2 separate regions of the Homo sapiens genome follow, and region 1 is linked to region 2. Evidence: chromatin loops called from intact Hi-C (ENCODE). Cell type or tissue: CD14-positive monocyte. All regions are shown on one strand. Each heading gives the region's core, and the rest is flanking DNA. Links, peaks and the distances in the headings are about the cores only. Region 1 holds the start of FBXO47 (F-box protein 47). Region 2 overlaps LASP1 (LIM and SH3 protein 1).

The links. Peaks named below come from ENCODE experiments on the same cell type or tissue, not always from the same donor. Only the 100,000 strongest peaks of a DNase experiment are listed, where the experiment ranks them.
Region 1: a loop joins it to region 2, with 8 times the contacts of the local background. A loop is called at or near these places in 6 of 110 quality-filtered maps.

Annotation. Positions count from the first base shown.
Region 1 is chr17:38,961,428-38,969,959 of GRCh38, reverse strand. FBXO47 (F-box protein 47) reads left to right here and starts at 2,557. Exons shown (of 11, transcript NM_001008777.3): 1 at 2,557-2,731; 2 at 6,909-7,115; 3 at 7,913-8,083. The coding sequence starts at 6,935. In CD14-positive monocyte, for the core only: no CTCF peak of the experiment used is centred there; no DNase peak of the experiment used is centred there.
Region 2 is chr17:38,907,092-38,916,079 of GRCh38, reverse strand. LASP1 (LIM and SH3 protein 1) reads right to left here. Exons shown (of 7, transcript NM_006148.4): 5 at 1,605-1,755; 6 at 934-1,037. It overlaps MIR6779 (microRNA 6779), which reads right to left and starts at 1,101; the gene lies at 1,038-1,101. RefSeq lists an enhancer at 3,209-4,168. In CD14-positive monocyte, for the core only: no CTCF peak of the experiment used is centred there; no DNase peak of the experiment used is centred there; H3K27ac peaks cover 1,496 bases.

The DNA of each region.
Region 1 (8,532 bases), core at 6,033-8,532, 50 kb before region 2:
ACTCCGTCAAAAAAAAAAAAAAAAAAAGAAGAAAGAAAGAAAAGAAAAGACAAAACTCCACTAGAAAAACTCCTCACTTGCATATCTCAGTAAATGGGATTAACTTCTACCCATTTATTGAAGTCAGAAACCTGGGAATTATTCCTGTCTCCTTCCTTTCCCTTCCTTCCACCCATATCCAATCCATTAGGTAAATTCAGTTACTTCTACCACCAAAATATATCTCAAACCCATCCCTCAGAGCCACCATTCTAGTCCTGCAACATCCTAACAGATCTTACCCTCCACTCTTAGCCTCATTTATTCTCCACATAAAAGCCAGAGCAATCTTTTAATGATGTAAATCAGATCATAGCACTCTCTGCTTAAAACTCTTCAAGGACTTCCCATGACACTTCCCATGACACTTTGAGTAAAAGCTAAATTCTCACCACTAAGGATCCTTGTTTCCATTATGTGCGTCTGGCCCACTGCCAACGGGATGATACTTGGTCAAGGACCTCTAATCAATGTTGGAGACAGGGGGAAAAAAAAGAATTGTCTGCAGCTGGGCACGGTAGCGCAAGCCTGTAATCCCAGCACTTTGGCAGGCTGAGGTGGGTGGATCACCTGAGGTCAGGAGTTCAAGACCAGCCTGGCCAACATGGTGAAACCCCATCTCTACTAAAAAATACAAAAAAATTAGCTGGGCATGGTGGTGGGTGCCTGTAATCCCAGCTACCTGGGAGGCTGAGGCAGGAGAATCACTTGAATCTGGGAGGTGGAGGTTGCAGTGAGCCAAGATCACACCACTGCACTCCAGCCCGGGAAACAGAGGCAGACTTCATCTCAAAAAAAAAAAAAAAAAAAAAAGAATTGGCTGCAAAAGGATACAAAGCCAGGGCTGGGCCCGGTGGCTCACACCTTTAATCCCAACACTTTGGGAGGCAGGCAGATCGCTTGAGCCTCGGAGTTTAAGACCAGCCTGGGCAACATAGCGAAACCCCATCTCTGCTAAAAATACAATGGTGGTGCCCACCTGTGGTCCCAGCTACTGGGTGGCTGAAGCAAGATAATCAATTCAACCCAGGAGGCAGAGGCTGCAGTGAGCCGAGATCGTGCCACTGAACTCCAGCCTGGGCGACTGAGCAAGACTCTGTCTCAAAAAAAAAAAAAAAAAAAAAAAAGGCCAGGAGTGGTGGCTCACACCTGTAATCCCAGCACTTTGCAGTGCTGAGGTACGCAGGTCACCTGAGGTCAGGAAAAAAAAAGATACAAAGCCAAATGGATGAATATATGTGACTATATAAAATAACAGCATGCCAACTAATCCTAAATTTCCACTCAGTCTTTATGTAGTTCCTTATATATTTTGTGTTGGGTATAATGTAGAATTGATCTACAAAAGTAGAATCTTTCCCCCATTCCCTCTTCCCTCAGCCCTTCTCCTGACTGGCTCCTTCTCCTCCATCAGTTCTCAAATCGTCATATCAAAGGGACCTTGAGTATCAGTCTATCTAAAGTAGCTCTCCGCCAACACACACACACCCCATCATTCTGTCTTATTTCCTCTGTCACGCTGCTCTCACCGGAACTGCTCTCAACATCTGTAGATGCTCTGTCTGTTCATTCTATCTTCCCCATTAGGCTAATAAACTCCATTAAAGCAGGAAACGTATCTGTCTTGTTCTCTATTCCATCCTTAGGGCCTACTCCTGTGCCCGGCCCAGAGCAGGCTTCAATAAATAGTTACAGAATGAATGAAGAAATGAATGAATGAGAATTTAATCTTCTAGCCAGGAAGGCCTAGCTAGAAAGATTTGTCTTGATTTCATCTTGAGAGGATGGAGACACACATCTTCCTTTGATTCCAGACAGATTTATTATTTATGTGTTTATTTAGAGACCGGGAGCGGGGTTATGGCTGGGGGTGGGGGTCTCCCTATGTTGCCCAGGCTGGTCTCAAACTCCTGGACTCAAGGGAGCCTCCCGCCTCGGCCTCCCAAAGTGTTGGGATTACAGGCGTGAGCCACCGCACCGGCAAGACAAATTTAAAAAGGAATGTCTGGAGGTTTTTTTCCACCAAAAGGTTTGATGAAACCCCTTGTAACTTGCCCTACTGGAGTCAGTGGGGGTGGGAGGAACTCAAAAATTGTCTCAAAACTAGGTGAAGGGAAAGGCAGTGGAGCAGAGACGTGGCTCGCCACGTTCAGGATCTTGGGCTACACCCTCCCCTTCCCCACACCGTAACGGCTCCAGCCCCTTCTTGTCTTCAGCTTGGAGCGAAGGGTGGCTGAGGCCTGAGTTTGGGCTCCAGGAACCTCGCCCTTGTTAGTTATTCATGAGACGGAGGGCACCATGGGAGCTGGCTCTCTTGCTATTCATAAAGCGGGGAGGCGGGAGGCGGGGGGGAACCTCCTTCCCGCTAGGGCTTCTGGGAAGATCTACAATATTCATGAGGGAGGCGGGCACTACGAGAGCTGAGGCTGCTTGCTATTCATGAGGGGGCGGGCCTCCTTCCCGCGGGGGCTCTTGGGAAGATTCTACAATATTCTAGAGGCCGCGGGGACGCCTGGTGGGTAGGGCTGCAGCTCCGGAGCCTACGGGAGTGTGACCCTCTCGCCTCCTGGCGGGAAGCTCTTGAGGAGATATTTTCTTTTCTAAACACTAAGAAATTTGAGGATGGTGGGGCAAAACGACTAACTCCCACTTTCCTGTGACTCTGTAGCCGGAAAAACTGTCAAAATCTGTGGTAAAAGAGGGTTTTTTTTCCCAGTATTTTATTGCGATAATTTCATCTTTCATGGACTGAAGGGAGCGAAACATGTACCCCGTGTGGTCTGATTCTCCTGTTGACCAGTTTGTCCTTTAGGCTTCCCTAGTTTGCGGCTTTGGAGATGTTTGGGGGCAGCTGCCCGACAGATGGGGTGGGGCCCTTACAAGAGTTTTATGTTAAAACAGACATCCCTGTGAATGTAGTTTTTATCTTAAAGGTGTGGGGGGCGGGGAGGTTCATCCAATTGAACCCTCAAAACCTTTCACGCGCGGTCAAAATTAGTGGGATAGAACAGGGGGCATGAAACATCATTTTATTATTATTATTTGGGGCTGTGATTCTTATTCGCTAGAGGGGTGAGCGGAAACCAGAAATAATTTAGGATTATACCTTTAGAATTTTCACAAAAGCTTGCTTTTTCCCTACGAAACGTCCAGCTCTGAGTGAGGAAAATAAGGAACTATAAGTGGAGACTTGAGTTTTAGAAGAATTTGGGCTTATCATTTTTAAATTTTTGTTTATATTTATTTTAAACATGTATGTAGTTCACAGTTGACACAGTGAAGTCCCCGCCTGGTGACTGACAGTCTTTGAAGAGCCCACGGGCCCAAGCCCCACTGTCCACATTTCTCAGAGAAACAGGAAGAAGCCAAGGCCGGATTTATGCTATTGTAATAAAAATGCTTTAAAACACCTACTGTGTTGGCCGGGTGCGGTGGCTCACGCCTGTAAATCCCAGCACTTTGGGAGGCCGGGGCAGGCGGATCACGAGGTCAGGAAATCGAGACCAGGCTGGCTAACACGGTGAAACCCCGTCTCTACTAAAAATACAGAAATTAGCTGGGCGTGGGGGCGGGCACCTGTAATCCCAGCTACTAGGGAGGCTGAGGCAGGAGAATCGCTTGAACCCGGGAGGCGGAGCTTGCAGTGAGCCGAGATCGCGCCACTGCACTCCAGCCCAGGAGACTGTGCGAAACTCCATCGCAAACAAACAAACAAAACGCCTACTGTGAAAAGTTAAGGTTACAAACAGCCTTATGGATTAAACAAATTAAGATTATTTTACTTGGTGGAATGACACATAGCCATTAAAATATGATTACTTGTAGAAGGTTATTAGCATGGAAAGAGAATTCATTGAAAAAAGCAGATTACAAAGTATTATATATAGTGATCCCTCTTTTTTGTTAAAAAGAAATATATGTATGTAAAAGTCTGAAATTATATAAACCAAAGTGTTTATAAGTGAACTTAATTTTTTTCTTCTTGTTTAGCTGTATTGTGTAAAGTTGTTATTTGTGTAATTATTTTTTTTTTTTTTTGAGGCAGATTCTTGCTCTGTCACCCAGGCTGGAGTGCAGTGGTGTGATCTCGGCTCACTGCAACCTCCGCCTCCCGGGTTCAAGCGATTCTCCTGCCTCAGCCTCCAGAGTAGCTGGGACTACAGTCGCGTGCCACCATGCCCGGCTAATTTTTTTTTTTTTTTTTTTTTTTTAGTAGAGAAGGGGTTTCACCGTGTTAGCCAGGATGGTCTCGATCTCCTGACCTCGTGATCCACCGGCCTCAGCCTCCCAAAGTGCTGGGATTAAGGCGTGAGTCACCATGCCCGGCCTATTTGTGTAATTTTAATGATAATTTTAAAATACCTCCTAATTTAAGTGTTCACTGAATACTGACCCCAATCGCTGTGGTATGGTTTCAAAGGAGGTTCAGAGTGTACTTTTCACTAAACACTAAATTTCTTTGTTATGTTTTCAAATGTGTAACCAATTTTAAATTGATGTAAGTTGATATGTAACATTTCAAGATGTATAAGTAACAATGTTACTTTAGCAATTTGTAGAAAGGAGAAAATGCATTTTGGCCAGATACAATTATATATCTTTGATGAAAATGTCTTAGTTGTTACTTCAGAAACAAGGAGCCTTCGATTGGAGTTGTAATTATGCGTATATGTATATGTATACACAAAAGACATTGTTTTCTGAATTAGAACAATAGAGTGACACAAAGTCGCTGTGTGGTACACATGTTTAAATAATTATTTAGTGTAATGGGCGGGCGTGGTGGCTTTCGCCTGTAATCCCAGCACTTTGGGAGGCTGAGGCTGGTGGCTCACCTGAGGTCAGCAGTTCCAGACCAGCCTGACCAACATGGTGAAACCCCGTCTCTACTAAAAATACAGAAATTAGCTGAGTGTGGTAGCACACGCCTGTAATCCCAGCTACTAGTGGTGGCACACGCCTGTAATCCCAGCTACTTGGGAGGCTGAGGCAGGAGAATCACTTGAACCTGGGAGGGGGAGGTTGCAGTGAGCTGAGATCGCGTCATGCCACTGCACTCCAGCCCGGGCAGTAGAGCGATAATCTGTCTAAAAAAAAAATTATTTAGTGTAAGTAAATAATCAGTGATTTTAATAAGTTGCATTTAATGAGTTTAAGAAATATTTGTCTTTGAAATCAAGATGCGTAGGCCCTTTCTAAGATTCATCAGTGACTATTATTATTATTGTTATTTTTTGTTTGTTTGTTTGTTTGTTTTTCGAGACCAAGTCTCACTGTGTTGCCCCAGGCTGGAGTGCAATGACATGATCTCAGCTCACTGCAGCCTCCGCCTCCCGGGTTCAAGCGATTCTCATGCCTCAGCCTTCAGATTAGCTGGGCTCACAGCAACCTCCGCCTCCCAGGTTCCAGCAATTTTCCTGCTTCAGTCTCCCAAGTAGCTGGGATTACAGGTGCACACTGCCATCCCTGGCTAATTTTTGTATTTTTTGTAGAGACGGGGTTTCGCTATGTTGGCCAGGCTGGTCTCGAACTCCTGACCTCAGGTGATCCACCCGCCTTGGCTTCCCAAAGTGCTGGGATTACAGGAATGAGCCACTGGGCCCAGCCTAATTTTTGTATTTTTAGTAGAGACGGGGTTTCACCATGTTGGTCAGGCTGGTCTCAAACTCCTGACCCCAGGTGTTCCACCCACCTCCGCCTCCCAAAGTGCTGAGATTACATGGGTGAGTCACGTCACTCGGCCAGTAGCTATTATTAACAGAAGGTGGAATTGAGGGAAGAATTATTACTATTCATGTATTTATTCTAGTCTTATTAACACACAGTGGCTTGTGCCTATAATCCCAGCATTTTGGGAGGCTGAGGTGGGAGGATCACTTGAGCTCAGGAGTTCAAGACCAGGTTGGGCAACACAGGCAGACACTGCCTCCACAAAAACAATTTTTTTTTTTTTACTTTAGCTGGGCATGGTGGCTCTGTGCCTGTAGTCCCAGCTACTCAGGAGGCTGAGGCAGGAGGATTGTTTGAGCCCAAGAGTTCAAGACTGCAATGAGCTATCATCATGCCACTGCACTCCAGCCTGGGCAACAGAGCAAGACCTTGACAAAAAAAAAAAAAACAACAAAACAACAACAACAACAACAAAAACCAACAAAGAAAAGAAGAAAGACTTTAATTCACTGCTTATTTGAGTATTATACAGCACATAATTGGTAATAGTAATGCCACCTACTTTTTTGTGTTGGGATTACAGGCGTGAGCCACCATACCCAGCCTATATTCTTTTAAAAAGTCAAAATATTAATGTAGCTTTAAAATTTCATAGTAATGTTTTTCTATTTATTTAAAACTGAGTACTGACTTTTTTTGTTCGAAACAATAAAAAAAGAGATGAAAATAGAGACTTTAAAACTATTTAAATTTTAGCTGTAATAAAGTAAGTGGGGCCAGGTTCAGTGGTTCATGCCTGTAATCCCAGCACTTTGGGAGGCTGAGGAGGGCAGATCACCTGAGGTCAGGAGTTCGAGACCTTCCTGGCCAACATGGCAAAACCCCGTCTCTACTAAAAATACAAAATTAGCTGGGCATGGTGGCACATGACTGTAATCCCAGCTACTTAGGAGGCTGAGGCAGAAGAACCACTTGAACTCGGGAGGTGGAGGTTGCAGTGAGCCGAGATTACGCCATTGCACTCCAGCCTGGGCAACAGAGCAAGACTCCGTCTCAAAAAAAAACCAAAAATCTTTTGCAAATACAGAGAAACAGCTATTGCATATCGTACTATCAACCTCTTCGTTTAAAAAAAAAAATCTCTTTCTTGCTTTAATTTCCTTTCTTTCTTGTCTCTTGTACTTTGTTTTTCTGACCAGGATAAATTTGTGAGACAAGAAGAAGAATGGCATCCAGAATAAATACAAATTTCACTTTGATTCCCAACCAGAAACTTAGACGTAGTAATCGTCAAACCAGCTGTTATTCCAAGACCCTTGGCTCAGGCTTTCAACCCATATCAACATTTGGAAATTTTAAAGCCTTACCATTGGAAATATTCCAGATAATTTTAAAATATTTGTCAGGTGAGGTTTGGGAACTTATGAATAGCCTACACAAGACACTAGAGTATTTTAATTTTTCCCAAGAACTAGTTTGTCATCTTGGGCCATGCTAAAATGTTAATGACATTCATGTTAAGTGTTTAAGTGTTTATTTTCTAAAGTTTCATTATTGTCAGGTAAGGAGTACAATGAGAAAGCACAATACTTAAATAATTATTATTATTACTATTATTATTATTATTATTATTATTATTATTTTGAGATGGAGTTTTGCTCTTGTTGCCCAAGCTGAAGTGCAGTGGCGTAATCTCGGCTCACCGCAACCTCCACTTCCCGGGTTCAAGCTATTCTCCTGCCTCAGCCTCCCGAGTAGCTGGCATGCGCCACCATGCCAGGCTAATTTTGTATTTTTAGTAGAAATGGAGTTTGTCCATGTTGATCAGTCTGGTCTCGAACTCCTGACCTCAGGTGATCTGTCCGCCTTGGCCTCCCAAAGTACTGGGATTACAGGCATGAGTCACTGCACCTAGCCCTAAATTAATTTTTTTAAATCTTCCTTTGAACACAGCAGTACTTAAACTCTTGAAAACATGCCTGTAATTATGATATAGTACCTTGATTGGTAAATCCAAACATGTCTCTAATTCATTGAGAACCAGATTTTAAACAATTTTAAGGTTTTTCCCTTTTTTCCCAAAGGGATGATGATGGTGATAATGATGACGATTGAGTTAACCTATAAGTTAATAGACTGTGTTAATAGTGACGTTCTTGCATTTAAGCCATTGATACATACACATATATATTTCTTTTGGTAGTGAAGGATATCAGCATGCTAAGCATGGTGTCCAAAACAGTCAGCCAACACATTATTAATTATATCTCAACCTCATCAGGAAGCAAAAGACTTTTACTACAGGACTTTCATAACCTTGAGCTGCCTGACAGGAGACAAGACTCTGCTATACTGGAGCACTACAGATCTCTAGGTAACTTATGTAATGAGAATTGCAACAAGTAAAGAACTGTGCTTAATTAAGAGAAACTTAGTATACAATTCTGTAAGGCCAGTAGGAAATGGAATATATTCCAAAATATGCCTGTTTCTATGATGTTTTTACTCTTTAGTGTGAGAACACTCCCTTAACCAGTTATCTTTAAAGGTGAGAAAATGCATTTTGATGTAAAGTGTCAATTCTTGAGATTTCATATAGATATAACGTCACCGATGCTTAATGTCTAGTGGCTTATCAGGTTAGGAAATTGATGTATTTTCTATGCGTCACTTCCTGTGGATCAAGTGAGTTTTATCTCTTTATCTCTTTTCCCTTTCAACCATAATCTAGTCCTTTAAAATAGAAATTTAAACACATTATTATGGAAGACTATTTATCCTCTCAGCAGAAACTACGGTTTTTTAAGTACATTTACTAAGTGG
Region 2 (8,988 bases), core at 2,178-4,677:
CCATTGAGGAGGGAGGGACTGGCTGGGCTGCCTGGAACCTTATACTTCAGACTAACTCTTGCGCCCACAGTGCCCTGGGCAGTCCTAACATCCCTTTGTTTGTGTGCCCAGAGCATCAGACTCCAGCCAGCCATTATCTCAGGCGATTTTATCTCTCTAAGTATCTGTTCTGCTCCTACGTGAGCTACTTTGAATTCCCAGGCACCCAGCCTGGAGGCGCTGAGCCTGCCAGGAGCTTGGTAAGGGTGGCTCAGCGGCACCCATGGGTGGAGTGAGTGGCAGGACTTACAGAGCCGGGACTTCAGCTCTGAGGGCTCAGGAAGCCTGATCTCACCCCATTCCTGCTGGGCTTATTCACTTGCTCTAGGCCTGGCTCAGAGTAGGTGAACCAGACGGACGCTGCCAGGGTCCCCAGCCCAGCAGGGGACACAGAGAAGGTGACCAACACGAAGAGCTCTTTTTAGTTGGAAAAAGTGCTCTGAAGGCAGCCAGCGGAGTCGAGTGATGCAAAGCATCAGGGTGATGCGCTTTACACGACATGGCTGGGGAGGCCCCTCAGAGGCAGGGGCAGCCTGAGAGCTGAAGGATGTGGGGGCCATCCTCATGAAGCGAGGAGAGCAGCGCCCAGTGCTGGAAGGCCCCATGCAGAAAGTTGCCTTGTGTGTTCCCAGGTAGCTGGGGTAAGGAAACCCCACCCAAAGCAGGGTGAGCAACCTGCCCATGGTACACCAGGGCTGGAACGCAGGGCCCCAGTCCCAGCCAGCCTCTGCCCACTACGCCAACCAATTTCCTCTCTGCTCACAAGGCTGAGATCCTTATCATCACACACAACAGAGGGTGGGTGCAAAGGTCAGGAGAATCCATGAGCTGTGTCCAAGCCTTCCCGAAGGACCCCCTGCCTCTGGCCTCTCCCCTCCGGCCAGGGTTACTCACCCCGCCACCACCTGGGGCGCTGCGCTGTATGGAGACTGGGGCTGCAGGCTCCTTGTAGCCACCATAGGACTGGGCCACCGGCTGCTGCTGGGGCTGCTGGTAAACTGGAAGATGGGAGGAGACAGGGCTTGGAAACTGTCCTGCCAAACCCAGCCCCTCCCAGAGCTCCCGAGAAGTCCATACCATGCACTTCCACCCCGCCCCCAACCTGGCTCAAGCCCCACAGCTCAAAGGCTGATGTCCACGTGTGCACATTTGCCTGTGTGTTGTATCCCACGCAGGGGCTCTGAGCCCCATGACCTGGGGGCCTCTCCTTTCAATCCTCTTGGCCCAGTACAGGCCTGACCCTGGTGCTCACGTCCTCATTCTGGATGAGAATGGAACTTGGGGTCTTGGGAAGCAGTCTTTTCCTCGCCTGCATGCGTGCGTGCATGTGTGTGTGTGTGTGTGTGTGTGTGTGTGTGTGTGTCTGTCTCTCGCCGACTTCCTCCCCACCCCAGCTGGCCCGGCCTCAGGTCCTCTGGTCCCCTCTTGCACACAAGAGGCATAATCGCCTGTTGATTAAGAGCAAGGCTCCGGAAGGTGTATCTGTCTGTCTGTCTTCTCCTGGCTTCCTCCCCACCCCACTGGCCTCGCCTCAGGTCATCTGCACCAACAGGACCTGCACTCACCCGGGGCACTGGTCGGGATGTGGTGAGGCTGCTGCTGCTCCAGGGGCCGCCGGTAGCTGCTGCCGTCCTGTGAATCCCGACGCTCTGGCTCCATGCCCTCGCCCCCGCTAGGGCCCATGCGGCTCTTCTCAAACTCCTCATGGTATTTTATCTGCAAGGTCAGAAGGCACTAGGTGAAGGGTCCCACTGCAAACCACCCAGTTCCTTCCCGTGACCCTCAAGATCCCAGGATGGGAGAGACTACCCAAGAGCTTTGGGTACAGAAAGCCAGGTCTCGCTCTGGAAGCACCAGCTGTGTGTCCTTGGACAAGCTACCTAATCTTGCCAAGCCTCAGTTTTCACCTCTGCAAAATGAGACACCAGTCTCCCTCAGACACTGTTGGAGAATGCAATGAAATGACCGATGTAAAAGGACCATGAGAACTGAAGAATCAGACCAAAGTGAGTGGTCCCTTTTCTTTTTTTTTTTTTTTCGAGACGGAGTTTGGCTCTGTCGCCCAGGCTGGAGTGCAATGGTACGATCTCAGCTCACCGCAACCTCCACCTCCAGGGTTCAAGTGATTCTCCTGCCTCAGCCTCCTGGGCGGCTGGGATTACAGGCGCCTGCCACTACGCCCAGCTAATTTTTTGTATTTTAATAGAGACAGGGTTTCATCATGTTGACCAGGCTGGTCTCAAACTCCTGACCTCAGGTGATCCACCCGCCTCGGCCTCCCAAAGTGCTGGGATTACAGGCGTGAGCCACCGTGACCGGCCAAGTGGTCACTTTTATATGCCTGCGGCAGGGGCGGGGCTGCTCTGTTTCCGCCTGGGTCCACAGTAACCACAGCAGCAGCCCGTTTCCTGAGCTCTTACTGCGCCAGGGCCGTGCTAGGTGTTTTATGTCACAGGCTCATGTGAGCTCGTCAGCGCCCCTGAGGGGTAGATTGCAGACCCCATGTAACAGGCAAGAAGGAAGCGAAGGGATTGATAAGTGAAGTGAGTGGCCCAAGATCACAGATTCCAGAGCCTTGCTCTTCATCAACAGGCGATTCCACCTCTTGTGTGCAAGATGTCGTGGGTACTACAGCCTAGGATGCTCCGCTGAGAATCCCAGCCTTTAGGGATAAAAACTGCCAGACCCTCCCTGAGGGCGGGACATTGTCTTGGATGGGCTCCTTCTCGGGTCAGGTTCCAAAAATGAGCAGAGAGGCCCAAAGAAGTCATATCCCTCAGGACCACCCCACTAGGCGGGCATGTGAGGCTCCAAGCCTTCAAGTCAGTCTCTTGCCCCCACAGTGCTCTACTGGCTACAGAGTCCCCCACCTTGACCACCACCACCCAGGAGTCTTGAGTTGGGCCTCATGTTGTTTGAGGGCTGTGACTGTGCCTGCCTGGGGCTGGCTGCATTAGCCATCAAGGTCAGGAGGGCAGGGGAGGCAGGTGCCCACCAAGCCAAGCTGGGGAGGGGAGGGAAGCTGCACTCTGCCCAGACCCCTTGGGTGCTATGGTGGAGGACTTGGCCAGTTTGGGGGAACCAGAGCCCCTGCTACCTCCATCAGAGACCTAAGCAGGGTCAGCCAGAGGAAGCCCCACCTCCACTACCAGAAAGAAACCTCAGGGTCAACTGGCCCATTTGTGTCCAGAGCCTCGGCGCCAGCTCAGTCCTCTTAGCCAACTGAGTTAGAGAGAAATGGTCGTTCATTCACCTTGTCTTCTTCAGGCTGAGTCCCATGGTGGGACGAGAACACCGGCCTCGGTGTTCCCTGCTAGATCCAGATCCTGATTGGCCCCAGGCTTCCTCCACCTCCCATCCCCCATGGCACCTTCTCCAGACACAAGCCCTTTCCTCCTCTCAGGTCTGAAAACTGTCCAGATGGCCTTCTGGGGCTGTGCCAGACTCCCAAAGACAGGCCTGCCAAGGTCTCCTGGATCTCAGCCCAAGAGCCAGACCCTGGAGAATCACGGGTGACTCCTTGTGCTTGCGGCACCCTGACCCTGTGGCAACCAGATCCTGCGGCACCCTGGCCCAGCGGCACCCTGGCCCTACCCTGACCCTGTGGCACCCTGGCCCTACTCTGACCCTATGGCACCCTGGCCCTACCCTGACCCTGTGGCACCCTGGCCCTGTGGCAATCTGACCCTGCGGCACCCTTGCTCCCTCTCTCCTTCCTCCAGCCGCTCCATGCGGCGTAAGGCCCACACTTTCACATCTCATGTGCCTGGATCCAGCTGCTCTAGCCCCACCTGGGCCAGCCCAGAACCGGCCCCTGGGCCCATATGGGACAGGGGAAAAGTCAAGGTCCCTATTCCCAGGCACGCATATATCAGGTGGGTTTTGAGGCCTGATATATGTAGTTCTTGAGGCAGCAAGAACTACACCACAAGAAAGGCGGGTGGTGAGGCCGAGCACGGTGGATCACGCCTGTAATCCCAGAACTTTGGGAGGCCAAGGTGGGTGGGTCACTTGAGGTCAGGAGTTCGAGACCAGCCTGGCCAACTTGGTGAAACCCTGTCTCTACTAAAACTACAAAAATTAGCTGGGTGTGGTGACGGGCGCCTATAATCCCAGCTACGCGGGAGGCTGAGGCAAAAGGATAGCTTGAACCTGGGAGGCAGAGGTTGCGGTGAGCCAAGATCATGCCACTATACTCCAGCCTGGGTGACAGAGTGAGACTCCGTGACTCTGTCTCAAAATGAAAAAAAAAAGACAAGTCATAAAGCCTCACATACATATCTCATTGCCTCAAATGGGAAAAGACCTCCAGGTGAGCCTATTTATGGGGGAGGGAGCCAGCCCTGGCCAGACTGACCACGCCCAACCCCACTAGGAAGGGCACCAGGGCACTCCCAGACACGGGGCCCATGCCCTGTTCTCAGATCCCTAAGACAAGGCCAGAAGTGACTCTCCCAGCCCACTCCCTCAGCAGCACCCTGTCCCCTGGCTGGGGTGGTGGGGGAAGACAAGGGAAGGAGATACCAGCCAGCAGCCCTAGTTGATACACTTCATGCATATCAGCTCGCCGAATCCTCCCCACAAGTCTCTGAGGTAGTCAATGTCATATCCCGATATCCAGAGAGGCTAAGGGACCTGCCCAAGGTCATCTGGACACATGGTGGTAGGGAGGGAAGGGATTAAGGTCAACCTGGAGGCAGCCCACCCTCGCCACTCAAGGGCAGTCCAGGCTTCTCTCATCCTTCAAGGTCCATCTCGGCACCTCATCCTCGGGACGCTGGCCCTGGCTCCAGGCTGAACCCAGGGCTTCCATAGCACCTGGGACTGGGCTGTGCTGTTGGCGGGTGGTGTCCCCCACCCCCACTGGATGGAAGCTCCTGGAAGGTAGTGAAGGAGCCAGTTATTCTGATGCAGGGGTCTCCCACAGCACTGCACACCCCAGGCCTCAGGACTGGCTGAAGAGAACAGACCAGGATCCTGGAGACCCTTGAGCTTTGCTTCTTAACATGTGGTCTCCTGGCCGGGCGCGGTGACTCACGCCTGTAATCCCAGCACTTTGGGAGGCTGAGGCTGGTGGATCACCTGAGGTCAGGAGTTTGAGACCAGCCTGGCCAACATGGTGAAATGCCGTCTCTACTGAAAATACAAAAATTAGCTGGGCATGATGGCAGGCACCTGTGATCCCAGCTACTCGGAAGGCTGAGGCACGAGAATTGCTTGAACCTTGGAGGCGGAGGTCGCAGTGAGCCAAGATCACGCCATTGCACTGCATCCTGGGCAACAGACTGAGACTCTGTTTAAAAAAAAGTGGACTCCAGACTACCTGTGTCTGACTCAACTGGGCTCCTTGTTAGAATGCGGGTTCTGGGGCCTTCCAGAAAATCTACAAAATCAGGGCTGGGGTTCTGGAATATGCATTTTGGAAAAAAGCTCTCCAGGTAAGTCTGAAGCAGGCTTCAAGTCTGAGAACGGGTGGTCTAGAGCAGAAGCTGGGAATCTATGGTCCATGGACCAAATCCAGCCCACAGCCGGCTGCTAAGAACGGGTTCCACATTCTTTAATGCTTGGCAGGGGGCGGTGGAGGGGGGGAAGAAGAACCAAAAGAGGAATAATATTTCATGACACATGAAATTTCTCTGAAATTCAAATTTCAGCCTCCAGAAATAAAGTTTTATTGGAACACAGCCACACCCACTCAATTACCTCTTATCTGTGGCTGCTTTCATGGCAGAACTGCAGAACTGAGCTGCTGCCACAGAGGCCATATGGCCACAAAGCCTGAGATACCTCCTACCTGGCCCTTTACAGAAAAAACTTAGTGACCCTTGTTTGCCAAAATATTCTGACGGCATACTCCTATTGGTTAAATGTATTTTAGCACAATCTTCCTGAATTATGTGTATTTTATAAGTTACATGGAAGTTATCACTTGACAAATATAGAATGTATATTGTAAAACTTGCACCAAAGAATGAATTGTGAAAGTATGAGATGGCCAGGTGCGGTGGCTCACACCTTTAATCCCAGCACTTTGGGAGGTCGAGGTTGGCAGATTGCTTGAAGTCAGGAGTTCAAGACTAGCCTGGCCAACACAGTGAAACCCTGTCTCTACTGAAAATACAAAACTTAATCAGGCATGGTGGTGGGCACCTGTAATCCCAGCTACTTGGGAAGCCGAGTCATGAGAATCACTTGAACCCAGGAGACGGAGATTGCAGTGAGCTGAGATCGAGCCACTGTACTCCAGCCTGGGAGACAGAGTGAGTCCATCTCAAAACAAATGAATGAATGAATGAATGAATGAATGAATGAGATGAAAAAGAACCAGAACCAGGAGTTAGAGTTTTCTTCCTGTAGGAACATGCTGCCTGTCCCACACCTTGATGACCCCTAGTGGGCTCTATCCTCTTCACTTTTCTTTCTTTTTTTTTTTTGAGATGGAGTCTCGCTCTGTCGCCCAGGCTGGAGTGCAGTGACACAGTCTCGGCTTACTGCACCCTCTGCCTCCCGGGTTCAAGTGATGCTCCTGCCTCAGCCTCCTGAGTAGCTGGGATTATAGGCAACTGCCACCACGCCCGGCTAATTTTTGTATTTTTAGTAGAGACAGGCTTTTACCATGTTGGCCAGGCTGGTCTTGAACTTCTTGACCTTGTGATCTGCCCACCTCGGCCTCCCAAAGTGCTGGGATTACAGCCGTGAGCCACCGTGCCCAGCCTCCTCTTCACTTTCCAGAGAGGAAACTGGTGGGGACGGGTACAACCATAGAAAGGTGTGAGGGTTCAGGGTTTGAGTGCTCCATGAGGATGGGGGAGGAAGCGGGACATAGAGTGAAGAGAGTGACAGCTCTCCCCCACCCTCAGGGGAAACTCAGAAAGCAGGACACCAGGACAAGGAGAGAAACTGGTCCTTCCCAGACGGGCTCAGGCCTGCAGGAATTTCCTCCAGGCCCTGGCAGGCACCTAGCTGGAAGCCAACTTCACTTCCTGTTCCCTAGAATGCTGGCCTGCCTTTTCCTGATCCGGGAAAATGGGGTGGGAGTAGTGGGGTGGGAAGAGGAGGAGAGGCAAAACCTGCTGTTTCCTGGAACGCCCCTGCCCCATCAGGGCTGTCCCAGCCTGGGCAGTCCCCTTTGGGCATCCCCTCCGCACAACGTCTCTGCTGCCTCCTCTCCCCCTTGGCACTGGCTGTGCACAAAAGGCAAGAGCAAGCACGTGGCCAGGCAGGGCTTACACGTTAACAGCTGGAAACACCTGCATGGTTGCTGCTCCTGCTGGCTGAACAGCCAATAGTTCCTGCAGCCCGGGCTGGGGGCACAGGGAGGGCAGTGGTAAGGGCCTGGACAGAGTCTGGGGGGAGTCCAGTCTGGACGCAGAGGGCAGTTTACTTAGGGGTTTGGGTCAGGATCAGTCCCTCCTTTCCCGGCCCCCTCCCTTCAGGCCAGAGCAAGGACCGGCACCCACGTGGCAGCACAGGCTAAGCCTGTTCCTGAGGTGAGGCAGCCAACCCTGGCCAGGCTGAAAATCCAACCGACCCCAGCATCCGCTGGGAGGGGCACTCCAGGTGATGTTCTCACAGACCCAGCGCAGAAGGTGAGTCTCCCGAGCCCCACTCTCTTAGTGATCCCTGTCCACTGGTGTTGGTGGCGGGGAGGGCACAAGGGAAGGGGACACCCCTCCTGAGGCCTCCAGGCTCACGAGGCACCTGCCCTTCCAACTTTTGTTCTGAGGTGGGAAAGGTCAGCTTCCCTTGTTTCCTTTCTGCTAAGGAAAAGAGCCTGCCCCTGAGAACCTGTGACCAGGGAGGGAAGTGCAGACACGGAATGGACAGGGGCCTGCCCTGGGCCCCGAAGGTGCCAGCAGGGGGCCTGCAGGGACAGGTGTCCTTGATGTTGGGGGCCCAGATGAATGTGTGACAGCTTCCCTGGACATGACGCTATCTGCATTAGCGATGGGGTGACAGGGAGCCTTTTCCTCTGGGAGGAGAGCAGGTCTGGACCCCACAGGCTCAGTCCCTTATGATGGGCTGCACTGTCACCAGACCAATGCCTCATCCTTAGGGGAGCCGTATGCTTACCTACATGACCTTGGGAGTCACTTTCCCCTCTGGGTCTCAGTTTCCTCATCTGTAAATAAGGCCATGGTACCATCTGCTCCCAGGCGGTCCTGCAAACCCTGACCAGCTCTAGGAACCTGAGCAAACTCTAAGCTGAAAGCAAGTATGGACACATGGGTATTCCCATAAAGGGCTGGGGAAACTGATCTTGCTTCTTAAAAAGTCATTACACATGGATAAGTGTATCTAAAGTTACGGCTGGCTGACCCGACGGCTGGAGGAGTAGCTGCCTGAACCCAGGACACCCTTCCTGGGTGGCTCTATCAATGTTAACAACCTCTGCAGCTGTACAGCTCTTCACACAGCTTGACCAAGCTCTTCATACCCTGACAATCATTGCCCTAAAAAATGGGCCGGACACGCACACTTTCATTCCCATCTTCCAGAAGAGGAACATGAGGCTCAGAAATTAAATGACTTCCCGAGGCAGAGCTTTCATTGCTCAGTAACAGCCAAGGCTGGTGACACAAGGACAAAATCACAGCTAGACAGGCCCTTTCCTGAGAACAGGTGTGGAGCAGGGTGACCACACGCCCAAGTCCCAGTTCATGTCTGCTGCTCAGGGATAAATTTCAATGCACCCCTTTTCACTCTCAACAAGAATGATAATCAGAAAGTCACCCTAACTCGAGAGAGAGGGACACCAGGCATGCAACTCAGGACAGGCGGCACAGAGCGGCTAAATGGGCTGAGAAAAAGTGAGGCTCAGCTCCTTCCAGCCTGGGCCCACTTGGATAAAATTTCCAAACCCTCAGCTTCCTCTCCTTCCCCTCGCCAGCAAATGAGGAAATTGTGTTATTACTTTCCTGACCCACCTACTGGTTTGTTAAGCAAATA